Regions from separate parts of the Homo sapiens genome. Here regions 2 and 3 are each linked to region 1. A link is a contact called in ENCODE Hi-C or POLR2A ChIA-PET data. All regions are on one chromosome and are shown on one strand. The core of a region is the stretch at or near the end of the contact, and the rest is flanking DNA. Distances in the headings are between cores, read along the strand shown. Region 1 holds the start of WSB1 (WD repeat and SOCS box containing 1). Region 2 holds the start of POLDIP2 (DNA polymerase delta interacting protein 2). Region 3 holds the start of IFT20 (intraflagellar transport 20).

The links. A loop is a pair of places that touch in the nucleus more often than their neighbours do. ChIA-PET counts read pairs that join two places held with the same protein, here RNA polymerase II (POLR2A). Pooled maps may share reads with other maps.
Region 2: a pooled map shows a loop between it and region 1 (9-fold over the local background). The contact joins the promoter of POLDIP2 here to the promoter of WSB1 in region 1. A Hi-C loop is called at or near these places in 5 of 50 pooled maps. POLR2A ChIA-PET finds 5 or more read pairs at or near these places in 3 of 52 experiments (CD4-positive, alpha-beta T cell, MCF 10A and activated CD8-positive, alpha-beta memory T cell).
Region 3: a pooled map shows a loop between it and region 1 (13-fold over the local background). The contact joins the promoter of IFT20 here to the promoter of WSB1 in region 1. A Hi-C loop is called at or near these places in 7 of 50 pooled maps. POLR2A ChIA-PET finds 5 or more read pairs at or near these places in 4 of 52 experiments (AG04450, H1, MCF 10A and 1 more).

The regions. Positions count from the first base shown.
Region 1 is chr17:27,292,481-27,296,088 of GRCh38, reverse strand. It overlaps WSB1 (WD repeat and SOCS box containing 1), which reads right to left and starts at 1,975. Exons shown (of 9, transcript NM_015626.10): 1 at 1,654-1,975. The coding sequence starts at 1,693. MIR4522 (microRNA 4522) reads left to right here and starts at 2,093; the gene lies at 2,093-2,179. RefSeq lists enhancers at 1,697-1,756, 1,767-1,826, 2,197-2,246 and a silencer at 1,947-2,156.
Region 2 is chr17:28,355,169-28,358,776 of GRCh38, reverse strand. POLDIP2 (DNA polymerase delta interacting protein 2) reads left to right here and starts at 1,250. Exons shown (of 11, transcript NM_015584.5): 1 at 1,250-1,489; 2 at 2,901-2,982. The coding sequence starts at 1,329. VMA12 (vacuolar ATPase assembly factor VMA12) reads right to left here and starts at 1,130. Exons shown (of 6, transcript NM_152464.3): 1 at 896-1,130. The coding sequence starts at 1,106. RefSeq lists enhancers at 873-972, 1,085-1,850 and a silencer at 1,163-1,552.
Region 3 is chr17:28,333,837-28,337,444 of GRCh38, reverse strand. IFT20 (intraflagellar transport 20) reads left to right here and starts at 1,973. Exons shown (of 5, transcript NM_001267776.2): 1 at 1,973-2,105. It overlaps TNFAIP1 (TNF alpha induced protein 1), which reads right to left and starts at 1,684. Exons shown (of 7, transcript NM_021137.5): 1 at 1,589-1,684. RefSeq lists silencers at 1,542-1,591, 2,085-2,276 and an enhancer at 1,632-2,161.

The DNA of each region.
Region 1 (3,608 bases), core at 726-3,225:
GGCAGAGGTGGGCGATCACCTGAGGTCGGGAGTTCGAGACCAGCCTGACCAACATGGAGAAACCCCATCTCTACTAAAAACACAAAAATTAGCCGGGCGTGTGCATGCCTGTAATCCCACCTACTCAGGAGGCTGAGGGAGGAGAATCGCTTGAAACCGGGAGCCGGAGGTTGCAGTGAGCCGAGATCGTGCCATTGCACTCCAGCCTGGGCAACAAGAGCAAAAACTCCATCTCAAAAAAAAAAAAGAGAGAGAGAAAACAGGACCGCAAAGTTTTCAAAATGGTTTATCAGGATGAAGTAAAATACAGATTTAAAAAAAAGGCAGATCACTCGTCTATAACATTATGGTGTACTAAAGTAAAAGAAAAACCCACTGGACTGATAAGAACTTTTGAGTTCTTTGTCCCACTTCGCGACATACTTTCTAGTCTTAAAATACAGTTAAAATAATAACTGGACACAAATTCTGTGTTCTTTGCATCTTTTTTTTTCTTTTTTCTGTGTGAACTCTGCTACAATTTTTTCCCTTTTTTTTCTGTGTTTGTATCTTTAAAAATGGTTATTAAAACCAGGGTTAAAGTCCCTTCCTAATCAATCATCCCTAAGACAACAAAAGTCCAGAATTCTAAAACAGCTGTTTCTAGATATAAAAATTCACCCACATACAAAATAGTGCGCGTTTTGGCTACTTCAGCCTCTTCCCTTCTCTAGAAATAACTCCTCCTTGTACTTAGTAAAGGCACACATTCACTTCAAGAGTAGGAAAATGTAAATGCTCTCTGCTCAGCGGCCGCAGCTAATTATTACTTCACACAGTAAGATCAGTGTTTGCTAAGTGTTATCAGCCAATGTACAGCACCCCCCAACACCGTCAAACGTTGTTCCAGTTATTTTACTTTAAAAGAGGATTTAAATAATGCGACGTGCTTTCCACTGAGCCACTAAGTAGGTGTGGACGCACAACCTTCAACACTAATTGCCCTTTACTAAGCCGACCAGGGCTAGACACTAAGCCAGAAAAGCCTTTTCCAGAGTTTCCTCTTCCGCACAAAAGCTTTCCTTCTGTCACTCCACCCAACCACCCAGCTCCTCCCTTAAGTGTTTGAAAGATAATTCTAAAAGTCTCCTCCCCCGAACCGCTGCGTTTCTTAAGGCCACACCATTTTAAAAATACTGTATTGCTTTTGCCAGGCTGTTGGGACCTCTTCCATCTCATTTCTATCTAAGAGTGGTTGGTACACACGAGGACCCCCTCCTTTCATTACCGCTTACAACCCACAAGTTTACTTTTCCCCATTGTAAACCTAAAGTCCCTGAGTGGCCCTTCCCTGTCCACTCGACAGTCATGCCCTGAGCCAAGAACTCCCAGGACAAGAGCCCTGCGCGGACCTCCGACGAAGAAACCGGGGTCCTTGCCCGCCCCAGCCACACAGCAACCGCGAGGGAGCACAGTAGGTGCTGCATCCACGTCGGTGCCGTTTACCCCTCAGCCAACTCCCACCGAGGCGGCTTCCTCCTCCTCGCTAGTGGGCTGGCCCTGGCGCACTGGAGCTCTTCCCTCAGACTTGGAGTCGCTTCCTCCCAAACCTCCTCCGGGGAGTCCCTGCCTCTCCTCGGCCCTCATGCGCCCACCCACGGTCCCAATCCTCACCGATCTCTTTCTCGTTGACCCTCGGGGGAAAGCTGGCCATCTATGGGGCACCGTCTGATTCCGGGAATACGATGCGGACCCAACAACAGAGAAGAGAGTGGCGACCGCTGAGGGGCGTGACGCCAAGTTGGTCCCTCCCGGGCCCAGGGACAGAGGAGACGGGCGGGGGCGGCCGCTGCGGCTTCTGCTAACTGCCTCGGGAAAGCTCCCGAAGGCCTCAGACCAAAGTACGGAGTCAACCACAGACAATAGACCCTGTACCCAGCCTCGCGCCTGCGGAGGAAGACAGTTCCCCTAAAGCGCCGACTGCAAACGAGACACTGGAGTCAAAATGGCGGGCGGCGCCGGAGATATCTGGGCGGCAGGGGCGCGGCCACGTGACGTCACAGCCCGAGGCCCCCGCCTCCCGACGCACGGGACGTGATCTCCCCGGCCCGGCGCGGGCGTTGCCTGGGGGCCTCGCAGGGGGAGATCCAGCCCAGGCTGGTTCCGCTGACTCTGCCTGTAGGCCGGTGGCGTCTTCTGGGCCTGGATGGTCTAATATGGAGTTTATAAGCTGAAGTGGCTTTGAAAAGGGCAAGCAGAGAATTGTATTATTATTAGCCTCCTAGCTTAAAGATTGCATGGAACTTAAACTGGCTGAACCAAAAGAACAAAAAGACATTTCAGGTTTTCACTCAATTTGGCCAACTCCCCAGCCCACAAGTAATAGGGAACTGAAGGATGCACTGATGAAAAAGACAGGATGAAAATTAACATCGTTGTGCACCACCTGTCCAGCTGCGATTGTTCAGACCTGAGCCAGCAGGTTTTAGGAAGGGCCGAGGGGAACGAGAAGGAGACTCGGGCGTGATCGCGCCGCACCGCGCCGCGGGGCCTCTCTGGACTGCCTTTGTCCTGGCCAAGATGGATCCCACTGTCCTGGCCAAGATGGATCCCACTGTGTCAGCTCAGAATTGGCCCTTCCTCCACCTTACCTGAAGGCCTCTGGGAGGCACCTAGTTGTCCACACATCAGACTGATAAATGTGTCAGTATCTGCTAGATGCCAGCTTGGTTCCCGGTCACAGATGACGTATTTGCATTTTAATGGCTTCTCGTGTGGACCCTAAACATTGCAAAGGCCTGGGGCGTATAAGACTGGGAATTCAAATATGTGGCAGATATTCATGGGACAGAGTAGAGTGTTGCATAGCCGCTTTTTTTTTTTTTTTTTTTTTTTTTTTTGAGACGGAGTCTCGCTTCTCCCAGGCTGGGGTGCAATGGCGTGATCTTGGCTCACTGCAACCTCCGTTTCCCGGGTTCAGGCAATTCTCCTGCCTCAGCCTCCCCAGTAGCTGGGATTTGTACAGGCATGTGACACCAAGCCCGGGTAATTTTTGTATTTTTAGTACAGAGGGCGTTTCACCCTGTTGGCCAGGCTAGTCTCGAACTCCTGGCCTCGAGTGATCCGCCCGCCTCAGCCTCCCAAAGTGCTGGGATTACAACGTGAGCCACCACGCCCGGCTGCATAGCCGCTTTTAAGAGATCTCAAATGATAACACTGTAGGGCATGTTTACTTCATCTTTTCTTTGCATGAGTGTATTAATTCTTCAAATAGCGAAATGTTTAATAAAACATCGCCCCTCCTTTTTTTTTTTTTTGGTTATTTATTTATTTTTTTTTTTGAGACGGAGTCTTGCTCTGTCTCCCAGAGCAGAGTGCAGTGGCGCCAACTCGGCTCACTGCAACCTCTGCCTCCCGGGTTCAGGCGATTCTCCTGCCTCAGCCTCCCGAGTAGCTGGGACTACAGGTGGCTGCCACCACGCCCAGCTAATTTTTTTCATCCTTTTAGTAGGGAGGGGGTTTCACGATATTGGCCAGGCTGGTCTTGAACTCCTGACCTTGTGATCTGCCCACCTCGGCCTCTCAAAGTGCTAGGATTAGAGGCGTTAAGCTACTGCGCCCTGCCTGCC
Region 2 (3,608 bases), core at 1-2,500, 1.1 Mb before region 1:
ATTGAAAAGAATTTTGGATAATTCCATGTAGGTATCTCCCAGTGCTGCGCAGGTGACTTTAGCTGTCAGCTCTCAATTATCCTGCCAGTGTTATAACTAACAAGTAAGCCATTTACTTGTGCCTTTGGGTTAGATCAGTTCTGTGGCCACAACAGCTCTTCCCTAAATAAGTTTAGGTCATAGTGATGCTAAATGCTCAGAGGACACTAATACTAGGCAATCTCTTTCTAAGGTCCTTTCTAGTTCTAATAATTGAGCAGTCTACCCTTTGCACTTCTGGCTGGTCTATGTTACTTCTGGCAAAATACCTTATGTGCTAGTTTGTCCTGTTCCTTCCCTTTACACATAAGGGAACTGAGGCCCAGCGAGGAGAAATGACTCCTTCAAAGGATTAGTGACAGAGCTAGGACTGGAACTCACATGCTACTCTCAGGCCAGATCTTTCAACACAGCTTTTGCCATCCTATATTAAAAAAACAAACAAACAAAACAAAGTATCAGATTTCACCACTCTTGCTTTTGAGGTGGAAAGAAATCCGGATTCCTACAAGCTCACTATGCTAAGCTGATTCCTAAAGTGGAGAAAAAGAAGAGACAAAACCTGTGATATTTGTATTTGGTAAAAACCTAGACTTTCTCAAGGGTGAATTGGGCCTAGGTGTGCCTGGAAGTGAAGAGGGGGCTCTCAAAAGAGCAGAAACTGCACAAGCAAATTTGTCATCCACGAGAAATTCCCATGGGAGTTAAGAAAGTGGGTGGCCCTGGGATTTATGGAGTGACTCTTGACTTGTCTAGATGAGTGCTCCGTAGAAGAAGGGGAATGATGGGAAAAGACCTCAGGAGGGAATCGATCTGGACACAAGGAGGGGACCCCGGACTGGAGACTGGGGCTCACCCCTTTCTCTCAGATGCTGGTGCAGATCCCGGATGAGACGGAAAGAAACCAAGCGTTGGGGGCCACTGGAGCTATCACCGCCCTTGTGCTTCTTCCCCAGCGCGGCCTCAAGCTCGGCCCGCAGCTTTCGGGGTAGCCGCTCTGGCTCCAGCTCCCCGCCGGGGCCCAAAGCACGCACCAATCGCTCGCCCGCAAGCAAAGAGGACGCCATATCTAGCCGGCTCTCCGGTCAGGTGACCCCAACCCGGACTTCCGCCCGCCGCGCGCCGGAAGTAACGCTAAGCGCACCGGAAGTTGCTCTGAGCTCCGGGGTGGGACCAGGCGGGCCAAGAGGGCCGGGACGCCGCGCGGGGCAGTGTGGGACTGGGGCGGAACGCCGCCCGGCCGCGGGTCGGGCTCTGTGTCAGCAGCCGGGCGGGCGCTCGGGCGGGACATGGCAGCCTGTACAGCCCGGCGGGCCCTGGCCGTGGGCAGCCGCTGGTGGTCCCGGTCGCTGACTGGGGCCCGGTGGCCAAGGCCGCTCTGTGCGGCGGCCGGAGCTGGAGCCTTCTCGCCAGCGTCGACCACGACGACGCGGAGGCACCTCTCGTCCCGGTGAGGGACGGAGCCAGGGGGCGCGAGGAACTGGGCCTGGAGCCCAGAGAGCGTGTTCCTAGCCAGTGCGGAGGCCAGGGGCCCGGGCCTGCTGAGGGTGACTGGAGTTTGACCCGGGAGAGGGTCCCGAGCAGGGAGCCGACCTGCGCTGTCTGGGACATGTGCCAGGAGCAGGGAAGCCAGCGCGGCCCAGAGCCCTGGTTGTACAGGGCTGGCCCTGGGGGGGAACAGGTTACCCTCCCCAAGTGAATCCTACTTCCCCGGCTGGGGTCCCCAGCACCGATGTCAGAGGGAAGCTTTTTAATTCAGCCCTAGGGCATTGGCTTGAACCCTCAGCCTTTGGATTTGGTGAAGGTCTGCCTCAGAAAGATGCTAGAGGTGGGAAACGAGACTCTTGGGTGTGGACCCTCGTAGGCCCCAGGTTTCCAAGTGACTTTGGGGAGATCGATTTTCTATCTGTGACTTGGGGAAGGGGGTTTGAGGCCATGGGGATGGTGTGGAAACTGTTTCCACGGATGGGACAGGCGGATCAAATGGGCTGGTGGATCAGTGGGAGGAAGCATAAAGTTCACATCTTCAAAACAGTAAAAACAGCCTTTATTTGAAGGGCCCCTAGAAAGAGCAGCCCTGTTCAGAGTGGTGACTGACATTTTAGTGGCTGATATTAGACACTGAACATTGGGGAGAGATGATAGCTATTTGCAATTTAAGACCCCTGTGAGAATATGAACAAAAACGGTATTGAGAGAGCGATGTGCCGTAGGAAATCTAGAGATGTTTAAGCTTTTCAAGGGCAATGTAAGGGCTACAGGTTAGAGGGGGAGATGGACATGGAATTATAATACAGGACAAATATTTTTTGAGCACCTCTTGTACACTAGGCTCTGAGGGGGCAGTACCAGCTAATCAGACTCAGGCATTGCTCCCAGGGAATTTACAGTATTTAATAAAGATAAGACATGGACACAACTGAAATGTAAAGGGAGCAGGATATTGTTTGATGACTTGTGATATAGAAAATGTAAGAAAAGAAGAAAAAAAGATACTCCCCTTCTAAAAAAATTGAAAAAGTGAGCAAGACAGTTAAAGTGCTGTGGGAGGTCAGGAGGGTGGGTTAGGGAAGAAACAAGGGCAGGGGTACATTTGAGCAGAGTGTGAGGGCATGATATGAAGAATGCCCAGTGAAGAGAGAAGACAGTAGTATGGGAGCGGTCACATCTAACACTGGGAGACTGTGGAGGTTTTCACCAAGGAGGAGGAAAGCCTTTCCTGCTCCAGCTGGTCCCACTACCCCAAACCCTTCTCTGCTGTCATCGCCCTGGCCCCTCAGTATCCTAGGAGCTTTTTCTTATGGATAACTACCATTACCTTCTCAGCTTTTCTGTTGCTTGTTCTTTTCCTTCCTACTCAGAAACCGACCAGAGGGCAAAGTGTTGGAGACAGTTGGTGTGTTTGAGGTGCCAAAACAGAATGGAAAATATGAGACCGGGCAGGTGAGTATTGGGCTGGGTCATCTTTCATTTTCATAGAGTGCTCTGCTTCTGAAAAAAGTCAGATTAGGTCACAGGCCTGCATGGTATGGTGTTCCATTCATTCCACCTTGATGTTTGGTGCCATTCCAGAATCAAATTTGTATTCATTTTTTATTTTATTTATTTATTTTATTTATTTATTTTTTGTGAGACGGAGTTTCAGTCTTGTTGCCCAGGCTGGAGTGCAATGGCATGGTCTCGGCTCACTGCAAGCTCCACCTCCTGGGTTTAAGCAGTTCTCCTACCTCAGCCTCCCTAGTAGCTGGGATTACAAGCATGCGCCACCACACTTGGCTAATTTTGTACTTTTAGTGGAGATGCGGTTTCTCCATGTTGGTCAGGCTGGTCTCGAGCTCCCGACCTCAGGTGATCCACCTGCCTTGGCCTCCCAAAGTCCTGGGATTACTGGCGTGAGCCACCGCACCCAGCCCAGAATCAAATTTTTATAGATAGGGTTTCTGTTCTCCTGGATTTGAATGCACTTAATGTGTCAGTGGGTTCTCTTTCCAAGTTAATGTGGACAGGGATGGTGTGGACTATAGTGAGGTTTAGCCAAGTTGCTGAAGATTTCTCTAACATAGTGGATG
Region 3 (3,608 bases), core at 724-3,223, 1.0 Mb before region 1:
TGACATAGGGAAATCTCATCTCAACAATGACAAAATTAAAACAAGTTTGAGGATCAGAAATACGGTCATAATGGCTGGTGCACAGACAGTAGGGGGAAGTTGGTTTGATGTCAAGTCAGGGAAGGCAGGCGTTAGATGATAACAAAGGTGGATTTCATACTAATTGCTATATAGTATATGAATCAATTGGAGGGTTGCAAGCAGGGGAGTGATATGATCTGACTTGCTTGTAGTGTATTTTGAAAAGATAACTTGCTGCTGGGTAGAGAATGAATTGTAAAGGTGCAAGAGAGAAAGTGGGAAGACCAGAGGAAGCAGTAGTCTAGGCAAGAAGAGATGATGGCAGCCTGGACCACATTGGTAATAATGGAGACAGAAAAAAAGTGGAATGATTTCACCGAATGCTCATCACATGCAGGAGTTTACAGTTGCTCATGCCTTGTAAGTGCAACCCAGAAGCAGGGCACTGGTTTCCCAAGTTTACCGCTGTGTTCCCCTAATGGTGCTCAGCACAATGCCATGCACATTTTAAGTATTTAACATACGTCAGTTTGTTAGACTGAAATTGTCCCTGAAAAGATTTAGGTAAGTCCCTGGGAAGAATGTCCAAGGAAGTGGACAGCCAGCGTGGGTGCTGTGTGAAGCAGTGAATTCCTTTGGCGGCTTGTCTGGGAGACTCTTTCATTTGCCACAGGGGTTGGGTATGGGAGGTGAGCCCTCACCAGGAGGTTGCCAATGACTAAGAAACACTAGAATGGTATGAGATCACCTTCCCTTTTCCCGCCCACCTCAAAGGAATAAATCCACCTCTCTAACAGGTATTAGCAAGTTCCCTGTGTATTTTGTGTCTAGTCCTAGTTTTCCCAGGATCAGAGAAAGCACACATACATGTTCTGCCAATGCAAAGGAGCTCAAAGGATAGGCCTGCCAAGAGAGGTCGGCGGATCCAGAGCTAATCTCTTCCTTTCCTACAAAGCAATTGCTTTGAGCCCCTGGATGACGTCAATCACATTCCGCCCAGACCAATGGGTTCCAGGAATTCTGTGGCAGGTGACGCCCCAGAAAGTAATTCCAGTGAGAATGAAGTTTCCACTGATAGCCACAGTGCTCTTCCTTCCGCACTTTGTGTGTGGATATTTGGGGATGCCCGGGGCTAAGGGCGGATCCGTGGCTCACGCAACGAAGCTAATGGGAACCCAAGCACAACAAAGGGCAAACAGCCGCGGAGGTGGAAAGAGGAGGGGTCTAAAAGGAAGAAGGACCCAGAAATCCGTCAGACACGGAGGACGGCGGGAGGAAAGCTGAGGGCTAGAGTGGCGGATCTAGCAGAAACCCTAGGTGTAAAGGTTAAGCGTCACCCAAAAAGTCCTGGGAAATGTGGCCGGTGTGGGCTCTTCTCTAGCCCGGACCACTCCTCACTACCGAGAAACCCACACCGGTTCTCACGCCCACCCTCCGTGGGAGATCGGAGCTCTCCATCTCCCCTACGCCGCCCGCGCCTTTTCCCCCAGGACCCGGCCGGGCTCGCTCTACTCCAGCAGGGGCCGTCCATCCCTTCCCCGAGGGCATCGGCGGGCCCGGCTCTCACCGTCCCCGGGGGCGCCTCTCCTCTCAGCTGGGTGGCCAGCGGACTCCGAGCCGCCCCTAGCCTGCAGCCGCCTGCCCCTCAGCAGTCCCAAGCTGTGAGCTCACATCCTGCGCTCGTCGACTCCGCCCGGAGTGCTGCCCAGCCCAGCCGGCTGGGGAGCCTGAGACTACAAGTCCCTGCATGCATAGCGCTCTATCCGGGAAAGGGTGGAGGCGGAATCCCCCGAGGGTCTTCGCGGAGAGAGCAGAGCTACTTCTGGCCGCCTTGCCGGCGCTAAGGCTTCTGGGTCTTGTAGGCCGGGCCTCCCCTCGGGCCTCTGTTTCCCAGCAGGCTCTGTGGAATGGGGGCTGTAAGTGCTTCCGGAGTCAGGAAGGTAGTGACGTCATAGGTAAACAGGCTCTGTATCCGTGGCAGCGGCCGTGGCAGGCTGGCTGGGTACCGGCTGTCGCTGACCCAGGAGAAGCTGCCTGTCTACATCAGCCTGGGCTGCAGCGCGCTGCCGCCGCGGGGCCGGCAGGTAGGCTGACCTCGGGTCGGGGGACGCGGGCGGACCAGGGGCGAGAGGAGCCTGACAGGCCCGCGTCCTGAGGAAAGGCAGTACCGGGCGGGGAGAGACGTGGGAATTCCGCCCCACTCTCAGGGGGGCGCTTTCACACCCAGCTTAGGCCTGGAGTTTGATGCGTTGATGCTTGCCACGATCTTACGAGGAAACTGCGGCTCGGATAAGTTCGGGGAGTTTACATAGTAAAGAGTCGGCTCGCAGTGCCTCGCATGCATCTGGGAGAGCCGGGGCGCAGAAAGTATGCCACCGCCTCATGCTCAGGGAGCTTAGTCCCAGCTCTTGGGCCAGGTGTTGCTCAGATGCTCAGACACGCGTGTGATGGGAGTTGGTAGATAATCTGTGAACTCTTTCCCTGCACCTCTTCTTCCATCTTACCTATCTCTTTAAGCCAGCCCTTCCAATCAGATAGGTGGGCCAAGCCAGATTCATGGGAGTCATGCCTGACTTGTTTTTCTCTTATCCCCAAACCCCCACATTCAGTCAGTCCATTGCTAAGCCCCATCACCTCGACTTACAAAACATCTCAACTCGGAACACTTGTGTTCGGCTGCCAGCCTTGGTTACTGCAATAGTCTCCTGTTTCCACGGTCATTCATTCCACAAACATTTACTGAGTGCCAGTTATGTGTGGGCACCATGCTAGGTGCTAGGGTTAGAGTGATGAACAAGAAGGTACTTGGGGCTTTGCCCTCTCTTGTTCCCTCCAATCGGTTCTCTCAGGCTGAGCAAGAGTGATCTTTCTAAGTCTGATTTTGTTGGTCTGCTGAGAACCCGCTGGCTGTCCCATTACCCTTCTGATAAAATCCAAGCTCATGACTGCGTCTTTCAGAGCCTTCGGTGATCCAGCTGTTGTCTCCCTGTCTAGCCTCATTCTGTTCCCTTCTCTTGCTCAGTCTCTGTTCTCGGAATGCATCAAATTTCCTGTTGCCTCAGGATCTTCACATACGTGTTTCCTTCTGCCTGCAATGCCTTGCTTCCCCTTTCACTTGACATACTTTTGGACAGTCTTTAGGTCTGTTTAAGTGTCATTTTTTTCAGAAGGCCTCTGTTGGCCCTCCCCTCCAAGTCCGCCCCCCATGAACTGTGTCCTCCTGCAGCACTTCACACAGCACCATGTACTTTTCCTTATAGTAATATCACGATTTGTGATTATTTCTTTACCATCTGTCCAGAGGCATTGTTTTCACTAGTCTGTCCCCAGAGCAGGGACTGAGTGGATGTTTCTGAATAAATGCATGCTCTCAGGGAAGGGGGTGGAAGTTGAAGCAGATATTTGCTCCCTCATGTTACTTCAATCTTTCTGGAGCAGCTGGTCAGATTAATGACCTGTAGCTGCGAAAGACAGATTTTTTGGTTTTTTTTTTGAGACAGGGTCTCACTCTGTTGCCCAGGCTGGAGTGCAGTGGTGTGAACACGGCTCACTGCAGCCTCCACCTCCTGGGCTTAAGCGATCCTCCC